2 separate regions of the Mus musculus genome follow, and region 2 is linked to region 1. A link is a loop called in an ENCODE intact Hi-C map of the cell type or tissue named here. Cell type or tissue: gastrocnemius. All regions are shown on one strand. Each heading gives the region's core, and the rest is flanking DNA. Links, peaks and the distances in the headings are about the cores only.

The links. A loop is a pair of places that touch in the nucleus more often than their neighbours do. Peaks named below come from ENCODE experiments on the same cell type or tissue, not always from the same donor. Only the 100,000 strongest peaks of a DNase experiment are listed, where the experiment ranks them.
Region 2: it touches region 1 in a loop (1.9-fold over the local background); 3 of 42 quality-filtered maps call a loop at or near these places.

The regions. Positions count from the first base shown.
Region 1 is chr13:34,343,310-34,348,681 of GRCm38, forward strand. Slc22a23 (solute carrier family 22, member 23) reads right to left here and starts at 1,909. Exons shown (of 10, transcript NM_001382849.1): 1 at 850-1,909. The coding sequence starts at 1,488. In gastrocnemius, for the core only: CTCF peaks have their summits at 1,294 and 2,044; DNase peaks (open chromatin) are centred at 544, 1,281, 2,005 and 2,596; H3K4me3 peaks cover 2,969 bases; H3K27ac peaks cover 2,908 bases.
Region 2 is chr13:34,247,024-34,252,395 of GRCm38, forward strand. All of the region lies in intron 3 of Slc22a23 (solute carrier family 22, member 23), which reads right to left. Among named protein-coding and RNA genes, the nearest start is that of Gm52037, 52 kb to the left of the region's middle. In gastrocnemius, for the core only: no CTCF peak of the experiment used is centred there; DNase peaks (open chromatin) are centred at 2,500 and 2,742; H3K27ac peaks cover 1,376 bases.

The sequences.
Region 1 (5,372 bases), core at 72-5,071:
TCACCAGGTCTCAATGCCTGAGACCAGAGCAGGTGCTGTACAGGAGCAGCGATGACACCCTGCAAACTTCCCACCTTCCTATGCTATGGGACTATTTACTGAAGTCCTGAGAAAGTATTTGAGGGAACACATTAAAGTCTACAGTCAGATCTCTGGGAAGGACAACTCATGGTTGGGGTGGGGGTGGGTTGGCCAGGGAACTTTTTAAAGGGCTCTGCTTCTTTGTCTATAACTTGGATTCAATTGGCTTTAATCTGTTCAAGGCACGTGTGGGGAGGCTGACATCTGCTAGAAAGAATATCTGAGAGTAGAACACTATTTCTCTTGGATAGTTAGTTCTTAGTGGGAGACACAGGGACAGGCAGCCTGCAGAAAGAACATGGCTATGTCCTGGCTCCAAGGAGAAGCCCTAGAAGAGGGATTGAGTCTTCCAGGGCCCCTGCTGAGCCATCAGTGAGTCTGACACCTTAGCTAGATAGAGGAGAGGATTTGAACCTTTCGGGGGAGGGGAGCCCTTTCCATATGTGCACTGGGACAGGAGTTTGTGTGGATATTAGAAAAGGCTAAGTCGGTCTCTTTGAAGCGGATGCAGCGTCACGGGCACCGCAGAGGGCGGCAAAAAAGCCTTGGCTTCACATCCAAGTAAGAGCATCTCCTTTGAGGGACAGCCGGGAGCCCAGTCAATGCGGGGTTGTGCGTACACAGGCTAACATTTTGGGTTCCTCAACTGGGTAGGTTTGGACCTAAGTCTGCAGAGAATGAGAGATGGAGCACAGAGCAGAGGCGACCGAGGTCAGAAGAAAAAGGTTCACAAGAAGAACGCGGGGACGCGGCGGTCGTGGCCCTTACCTTGCTGACCACGTTTTGGATGAGACCAGTGCGGATGCCGTAGTCCCACGCGTGGCAGTCGCAATTTGAGTCGTTGTTCCCCTTGCCTGGAGGGGATGGGAGGGGTGGTGTGTCGCTGCTGTTGCTTCGGTTGCTCGTGGTCCCCCAGGAGGCAGTGGAGAAGGGGGTGGCCGAGGGGCTGGTCCAATTGCCCATGTCACCCCATCGGCCGGTGACAGTGGCACCCGCCAGCTCGGTGCCTTTGCCGGCCCCGCGGCACCAGAAATCGGGCTGGTCCAGAAGGAAGGAGTCCGAGAACTGGCTGAAGCCAATGAACAGTGCCGGGATCCAGGTGAGCACCACCAGGGTCTTCTGGTAGCCGCCGCCCAGGCCCCCGAGGAAGGGCAGCACGGAGCCATCGTAGTCCAGCAACAGGAGGCTCGGGGCGGCTGTCGCCGCGCAGCAGCTCGAGTGCGGGCCGCCGCTGGGGTGCAGCGCAGGCAGTGGCTGGATCTCCGCGCTGCTGCCGGAGCCCGCGCGCCCTCCGAGGGGCGCCGAGGCCGCCGCGTCCCCGGGCGGCAGGGAGCCGTTCTCCTCCGCCGGGGCCGGCTGCCGCCCGGCACCACTACCCGCCGCCTCACGCCGCCGGTCTATCGCCATGGCCAGGGCCCGCGGCTCCCGCAGAGGCGCATAGAGCGCGGCGGAGCTCGGCGGGCGCCCGGGCACAGCGCCGCCGCCGAGGAGGAGGGCCCGCGGCCGGAGAGAGTGCTCCGGGCCCGGCGAGTCAGGCCACCCCCATGTCACCCGCGCACCCCCGTGCCCTGGGCGCCGGGCAGAAACCGTTCGAGTCCTCAGCCGCCGCGGCTCATCCGCGCCGCGGCCCGGGCGCCCGCCTAGCTACGAGGCTCTCCGCTGATGCGCGCCGGCCGGGGAGGAGGAGGAGCCGGACCCGCGCCCTTGTCGCGACTCGGGGCCCTGCGGGCACCGGTGCGCGTTGTGCTGGGGCCGCCGGCGGCCGCGGGTTGGGAGATCCTCCACGGACTTCGGGCGCTCCCGGAAGCCGCAAGCTCGCAGCCAGCCTGCGGAGCCGGCCGCGCTCTCGGCTCACCGAGCCGGCCTCCGCCTCCCGCCCCGGCCCGCCCCCTCTCCCCCCGCCGAGGTGGAGGTAACCGCGGCACCTGCTGCGCCGCTCCTGCGCACGAGCGCCCCCTCCAGCCGGGCCGTGTCGCCACCGCCCGGACAGACGCAGGGGCGGGGAGAGGGACACCCGGGCCGCTGCAAGATCCCTGGTGGTCTCTGGGCGCGGGGGACGGGGGTCACCAAGGAGTCTGCACTGGCTGGGAGTGAGAGGACAGTGTCGTCTGCCAGTCTCAAGTCCCACAGCCGCAAGGGACCTCGCCCCGGGCACACCGGCTCTCCGTGACCTCTGTTCGTTTCCGAGGTGCCTGGCGGCTGGCACCCCACTCCTGGTCTTGAGCCCAAGGGTTGCCTGTCTTCCAGAACAACCTTCTGTTCTTCTTCCAGACTCAAATAAGGCAGCTTTTTATGGTCACGGAGCTGGGGCAAGGAGGCATGTTTGCCAATTTTAGGATGACAGCCCCTTACAACGCTGGGTCACACACGACCTACTGCAGCACCCGCCCCAAATCGCCATTTCTTTCTGTGCTCCAGAATGAATGTCAAATAAACACAACTCTAGAAGGCTAGACCTTCAACAGAAGCCACACACTCGATACAAACGTGAATGAGGGCGGCCTGCCCCACCCCCTCCCCAAGGTCTCGGAATCACAATTCCTATGCTCTGCGCACAGGCGCGCACACATCTACACCTCACAGGAGATCCAAATGCTCTTGGCACTCCAGACTCCAGAGCCAGCCTTGCCCAGCTAGCACTATATAAATAACACCAGCCCTGCGGCAAACGGCCGCATTAGCATATCTTCTCCTGCGTGCCAGGCCTGACACCAGTGAGAATTATGCGGCTTTCATCTTAGCCTCACTACATTCTCGAGACATTTCATATTCTGAGAAGTTTATTAATGGAATTAATGGAAATCTTAAATGGAGCAATCTATCTCTAGTCTTATTTAGCACAGGGGAAGGAAGCTCGCGTTCTTTTCCCAAAAGCATATCCTGCGAGTACATGTATGGAATGCGTTCTTTAAGCATCTCCGTTATTTTCTCAGCTGCATGTTGTATAATTTAGTGGGAGACTTTTTTTTTTTAAGCATGCAGCTCAATGTTCCAGTCAACATGTACTTACTGCTGAAATTCTGACACGTGGAGAGAACTATTTCTGAAGACTGCCAGAGAGCTGGACTTTGGGGAACCCAACTGTGAATTTTCCTGAGTGGCTGGGAAGGGGAGATTAGATAACAATAGACGGAAGAGACACAGGCTGCAGAAGACACTAAAGGTCTGGGAAACCCAGTCTGGAAATTTAAGCACATTTAATGACATACTTGAGTGAGAATGTCATTATGAAACCCATCATGCAGTATAATGATTATAATCTAATAAAGTATTATTTTCAAAATCAGGAGTGACAGTGCAACCTGCCAATACATGTGATCTTCTCTTCCTCCTTCTCTTCCTCCCCCTCCCCTTCCCCCTCTACCCTCTTCCTCCACCTTCTTCTCCTAATTTCACTTTATTGGTTAGTTTAACTTTTCTTCCCCTCATCACTTGAAGAGCTAATCCTTGGGACGCGCTCACCCCACACCCCAACAGAACAGAGTCAGCATTCAATGAATGAATGTTAGATATTTATTACTGACTCCACCCTCTGCACACAACCTACATTTTCTTATCTGACTGAAATGTAACAAGCCAGGCTTTCTCTCATTCCCCTTCCGTGTTGGTTCTTTCAAAGGAAGCCTGCTCCGTGTCTGGGTCTGACTCCTTTGCTCAGCTGCTCACTAGGAACCTAGCTGAAACTTTGTAAGTCACTGCAAAACACAGCCATTGATCTTAGCAATGGCTCATCTAATTGGGAGAAGAATCATGGGGAACTTTGGAGGGGGTTGCTTTCAGATCCACAGTCATTCAATTCTTTCCTCCAGGGCTGAGATGAAGTGAGCGTTAGATGCTTGACAAACCACTGGTTTTAGATCCCTAGTCATCTAACCTCGAGGGTTCTTTCATTTCAACATGTAGGAACAGATTACCAACCACAGAAGAGTTTACAACAGTGTTTGTTTAAAAGGAGTGACAGATACTATTTGACGAGTAATCACTTTGCTACATACATAAATACCAAAGCATCCTGTATACGTTACATATTTACAATAAAACAAAGCTTAGAACCCTACAAAAAGTAGGGGCTATAAAATGAAGTCTGTTTGCCTTCTTAAGGAAAGGCTATTTGTATGCTTTTAAGGTGGGTACAGCCCTGGCCTAGAAGGACCTTCATTTTAAAGCTCTTTATTCTTATTCCAAAGTCTAGCAACAATCCCCAAATGGTACATTCTGAGATTTTGGAGACATGCTGAAAAATGGTGCTCTCTAAAGCTAAAGCCGAATGAAACCAACACCAAATGTTTGGAATTCACCAGCAGCAGCAGCAGCAGCCTCAACCCAGGCGCTGTAATTAAGTTACTGATTAGATTAGGGGCTTCCTTAAGTCCCTCTTGGATCAACATTTCTCCCAAATCTAGTCAAGACGATTAAAATGTAACTAATTTAGAATAAACTGGCCCTCTATTTATTAAAACGCACCACAGGTGACCTCAGGATGAGCCCTAGAACAATGAAGTAAAGCAAAATTGATATTCCAGAGTGGATGGCGGCCTCCAAGGTGAGTGTTTAAAGCCTCCCCCCGCCCCCCCCCCCCCCAGCTAGTATACAGAAGTTGGTTGTTTTCAACTAGCAACAACCCCACCCCGTATTTTTTGGATGGCCTTTGCTGTTAGCCGTTGTTTGACTTACTTACTTACATACTGGCTTTACCTTCCACCTCCAGAATGTAAGCACCTAGTAGTTCCCTTGCTCAGCAGTGTTCCCGGAAGTGATAACAATATCTGCACATGTGAGATTCTCAGTGTGTCCTTGCGGAGTGACTGAGTACACCCAGCTGTGATCATCTGATGATGTCCTCTGTTAAGATCTACAAAGGCTTTACCTTGACTCTTAAGTCATTAAGCAAGCTTTTCATATTTGTTTAATCTCTCAAGCAAGTGTTCAGCTGAGCCAACTTAAGAATTCAGTTGAACTTGACAATCCCATGACTTGTGAGCTATTGTGGTTAGTGGATTGCTCTGGATAGGAAGTTGTCTGTTGGCTTTGCAGCTCACAGACTATATGTAAAGTTTCCAAAAAAAAAAAAAAAAACACATCACTGCCAGCATTTCAAAATGGAAGGACTGAACATGTTTTTAAACTGTGTTTGGGAATACTCCTAACATAGCAGATGTCTGGCCTTTTCCTTGCCCCGTATTTATGGGGCCATGCTCACTTGAAATACAGTGAGCAGGCAAGGGTTACCCAGCTTGTCTTTATCACTGCCTGGCACACAGTCACGTCATCATCTGGCCCCTGCAAACATC
Region 2 (5,372 bases), core at 268-5,267, 96 kb before region 1:
CCCGCTGGAAAGTAAACAACTGCTCCCCCTGGGTAAACATGAAAGTCACCAGGTCTCCTCTGAGCAGGTCAATAAGGAAGGATGACGTTTCCTGCCTTGGCTGTAAGGACAGCAGGGCTTTCTACCCAAGAACTTAGGAGACGGAAGATTTCCTCTGGCCTCTTCTCCCACCTGTCATCTTTCCCCACCCAGTTCTCTGTGCTGGTGGGTTTTGTCCCCTAAGCCTTGAATAGCACAGAACTGGCTAGTGGGAATCCTGAATGCATTTCCCTCTCCTGTCTAAATCTAGTCCAAGGAATGACTCAACTCTTCTATCAAAACACAGGTCTGAAGCTACACGGCAGCCCTGTGGCCCCTGGCATTTGGGGTATTCTCTCTTTGATGTGAATCATCTGTAGTGTATCCCTGCAGGTGCTAAACAGGGTAGGAATATCCTTTCTTTCCTCTCCCGGCACCTCTTCAGAGCCTGGCTGGTAGTTAGCCTGTCAATGTTGGTATAAGCTGTTTTTATTATATTAGGATGCATCATCTCTCTTCCTACATATCATTGTGCTTCTGTTTGTCAGAGAATATTGAATATTCAACCAACCAAGTAGTTTAAATATCACACTGTATGGGGAGATAGAAAGGGAGAGGGGAGAAGAGAAATTCTTGAAACAACTTAGAAATGAGTTGAATGGGAAAGTGGGAAGAACTCTAGCATGCTTTACGAGGACAGGTTTGTTGCTTCTAATGCTCTCCCATACAACCTTTGAAGAAGGGACCCATACTGGGGTTTTAACTCCTCCATCACATGATGGAGATGATCACCACCAGGGAGTGTTAACTCTTCGTAGACTTCTAAGCCTGTGTTCAACAATCCGGAGGAAGAGGTAGCATCACAGATGCAAGATTCTTTCCAGACACTAGATGATAATCGTGACTGGAGACACAGGCACACGTGTGCATCTTCATTAAACTCTTAATCTGTATTATGTGCAATGCATGGAATGCTTTTGTTTTTTAAACACCGAACAAGAAGCATCAAGTGGACTCTAACCTTAATCTTCTGGGATGTGTTGTAGACTGACTGCTGTATAACCTTGCTGTCAAGAAGGGTCAGAAACTTAAGGAAACGACCCCTGCCCCCTGCCCCCTGCCCTGTTTTTGTACAATTCATGGCCAGCTTGGCGCTAAGAATGACATGACACTTTTAAAGGGCTGTGAAGCTTGTATGGAATTAAGATTTTAGCCCTCACAAACAATGCTTTGTTAGAACGAACACAGCTTTTAGCTTCATTCCAGACTGTCCCGGCTGCTATTGCATCTGAACAGCAGTGCATGTGAGAAGATGAGGCGGGAGGATTTGAATTTAAGGTCATTCTGGGCTATAAGGAAGGGAGTTACTGAGCTGCGGTAGCAGGCTCCCCACAGCTGCAATGTTTCTGTTCTAGCCTTTTATAGAGGTGACAACACCTGCCCCAAAGGCTGTGGAATGGACCATCTGACCAATTTGTAAAACAGGATTCAGAATGGGGTGTTCTTGTCATGTGCTTCAGACTTCTGTCAGAAAAGTCAGTAATGTTATTTTTAGAAACGCAAACAGTGGTTTTGTTAAAAGACATGACTCCCAGAAAAAAGGACGCCCCAAACCACATCAGAGACGGCCCAAATGGAACATGGGGGCAGCAAGGGAGAAGGCAAGAAGACCCCCCTGTCTGTACTGAGAGGGGGAACAATCTAGGACCATCAAAGAGCATTTTAATTTTTAATGCTGTTCTCCTTTTGAGGCATTTAATTTGTGGCGGGAGAGAAAGATGTGTTCTCTAAAACCATCCCTTTTTAAATTTACCAACTGATGGCTGGGAGCCTGCATTTTCGCTACCAGAAGTAACGCCAGGCTGGGCGATTTGAACACTGTCCATTTAAAATTCAAGAAAGCAGCGTCAGATGAAAAGTACCCTCGGAATGCCTGCAGACAAAGGCCTCATAAAAGGCTAATGCTATTTGTCTAGAATTACAGGAAAGAAAGTGAGGGCTGGAGAGGCCCTCTAGCCCCAGCCTTTGTAAGGCCCCCTTGATGGAAAAGAAAGCTCCCCATTAGCATTCTAGTCGGGGCTCTTTGTCCAGTGTAATCTGAGGACTGTGGAAAGAAAGCGCCTGGTGATTTAACCTCCTTGGGTGGAAAAAGAAGAGAGGGGGGGAAGGGGAAAGGGAATCTCGTGTTATCCACTAGTGTTGGCAGAAAGGCACATGCCATGATTTTATGGGGCTGGGGTGATGAGCTGGGCACCCCAGGGCTGTGTCCAGAGAATGCCAGGCTGTGCACAGCACTAGGCCGACAAAAACCCAGCGTATAGGCACAGAGTCTGGATGAAAGGCCCTTTCTGTCATTCCCTAGCCCTCCTCCCTCCCTGCTGCTCTGGAAACCTCTCTAGCCTTCACCCTTTTTGGCTCTGCCTCAGATGGGCGCACTTCAGGAGCCACAGTGGATCTCCTCCCTGTCTCCTCCCTACCCGACACCATGCCAAGAAAGCCAGAGGGCCTTACGGATGCCACATTCCTACTACTTGTCACCGATACGGTCACCAAGGAGACTTGTTGCTTCCCTGGGGATAACCAGGAGACGCAGGTTGTAACACATTTGTGACAGAGATGCATGTCCCTAGATGAGCAGGATGGAAGGAAATGATGTCAAGGCCTGGGCCACACAGTATAGATGGTAGAAGCATCTTGAGGATGCCAGAGAGCCTCCTGTGGACAAGCCAAGCAGGGCAAGAGAGAACAATGCCCAAGGGACATAGTGGCCCGAAGCCCAACTGGCAAAACTGCTCCTCTCTGTAATTAGAGTCAAGGTCGAAGTACCCTGTTGTCTCCCTTCTATAGAGTCTAGGAATCCCAGGCACATCAGAACAGGAGGACACAAGAGAACAGTGAGGAAAAGAGGAGCTTGTCCTACAGAAGTGCAACCCTTGAATACAGGTCCTCATGTGGTGATGGCCCCCGACCATAACATTATTTTCATTGCTACTTTATAAATGCAATTTGACTGCTGTTAAGAGCTGTAATGTAAATGTACTTTTGGAGATAGAGGGCTGTCAAAGGGCTTGTGACCCACAGCTAGAGAACCACCGTTCTAGAAGACACATAAAGTCTCTTGTCCTGATACTGACTGGGGAATCTGCACACACACACAGATACATAAGGGCACACATGAAATACATAAATATAAATACAAACATGGTTTAGGAGTGCACACGAACACACACATATACAGAGAATGAGAGGGTGAGAGAGAGTGTGTGTGTGTGTGTGTGTGTGTGTGTGTACCCTGAGTCTCAGCTGCTCTGGTATGTTTACTAAGGACACCTGCTTTAAAGGTTCAATTTCTCCAAGCTTCATGATCTCCACCTTACTCTCATTTTCCCATCTGACAATCAGGAACTTGTTATTTGGGACTCACCTGGCTCATGGGAAACGGAACCATGAGAGTCTATAAGTCATGTTCTTACCTCCTATGAAAATGTCCAGACTTCTTTAGTGCCCGAGACTTAGTGTGACTTACCGGTGTTCAAAAATAAAAAAGGGATTGCAAACTGACCTTAATCCAAGTGTGGGATTTTTGCCAAGAAGGAAAAACACACAATGAAACAGCTAGAGCAGCAGGTGGGAATACCTCCATATGACATCTGCATAAATGTGTGTGTGTGTGTGGGGGGGTTGCACACATCTGGAAGGGGATCAGATGGCTGTAACATTTCCATTACATCTGAGAGCCTGTCTCACAGACCCAAGAACCTTCCTGTCATTCACAGACCCTCTGGCTATCAGCCATGTTCCAACAGAACTGATGAATAAGGTGGGAAGTCTTAAGGACTTAAAAGTAGGAAGTAAATATAACTACTATGCAAATATTGACAAATACCACAGTTCATGAGTTTAAGACTAGCTAGTGCTCAACTTAGTCTAAACTACACATGACAATTGGCTGCCTCAGAATTTAAGAAAAAGAATCCTTCATTTCTGGAGATCTCTCTCTCTCTCTCTCTGTCTCTGTCTCTGTCTCTGTCTCTCTCTCTCTCTCTCTGTCTGTCTCTCTTTGATAGGGTTTCTCTGTGCAGCTCTGGCTGCCCTGGAACTTGCTTTGTAGAACACTGTAGAACTCTGACTTCAAATTCAGAGATCCACCTGCCTCTGCCTCCCAAGTGCTGAGATTAAAGTCGTGTGTCATCACTGCCTGGCCATTCCTGGAGATTTTGAAGAGCAGACAGTAAATGGCTATGGAAGACAGCACTGGGATCTTTACCTACTTCCCAAACCTAAATTCCCCCCCCCCCAATATTTGGAGAGAGAGAGAGGCAGGCAGACAGAAAGACAGACAGACAGAGACTGCAGTCTGTCTTCTCAAATCACTGGATCTAACACACTCCACAGACTGTGAAACCCTGGTGCTAGGCTTTGCAGCTGCAAGCAGCTCTGGTTCAGGGTTTATGGGCATTTCCTAGATCATACCTGCACCAGGAGAACATTTAATGGAAAATAAAATAAGTGTTCTGAAATGTTTGCTCACAAATCACCAAGTCCATAAAGTGCTGACCTCCTCTTCCTCTTGCCAAAGTTATTCCACTGTCCCTTGCTCTGCCACTCAAATGTGCTTCTGTCATTTCTAACCCTCAGAGGTACGGTTATCAAAAAGGAGACAGCTCTTTCTCACTAGAGGCAGACCCTTCCTTCCACAGGTTTCTCAAGACCCCAGATCTGGCCCCAAGTCATATGACATGGAAGAAGCCACATGCAACGTCACCTTCCAAATCCAAGGCACTGATTGTTCCCAATCTCTTTCTAGCATGCAACTTTGCTTTTCTCTAAGAAGATACTGGGGAAGGACTTTTCTGTGGTCAGGTGGTGGAACTCCCTGACATGAGCCTAAAGCTAAGAGGTGCTAGGTCACCTTACCTCTCGGGTAAACCTTCTGGGTAGACTTGGGGGAATTTTGGTGACAATCACAGATAGTCTTTAAAGACTTTAAAGTTAACATGGTCAATATCAGAAGACACATGGAAGGCTCAGAGGAACTCCGAGGTCACAGGCACATGTGGGCTTCCATACGAACCACCTAACATGACCTATTCACCTTGGAGCAGTCAAGAGTACCAGGCAGGCAAAGAATCTCTTCCAGATCTCAGTGACAAATTAACAGGAGACATACATGAGAGACTGAGGGTTCTTGGGCCTTTCCTCTCTTCTGATGCATGTGACCTTATATGATATAGGTTGGAGGAGCAAAAGATTCTCCACCCATCCCCACTGCACTTAGTATGTGCCTCCACAGCAGTGACCTCTGCACCATGATCAGACCCACAAGTATATTAGGGATGATGTTAAATGTCTCA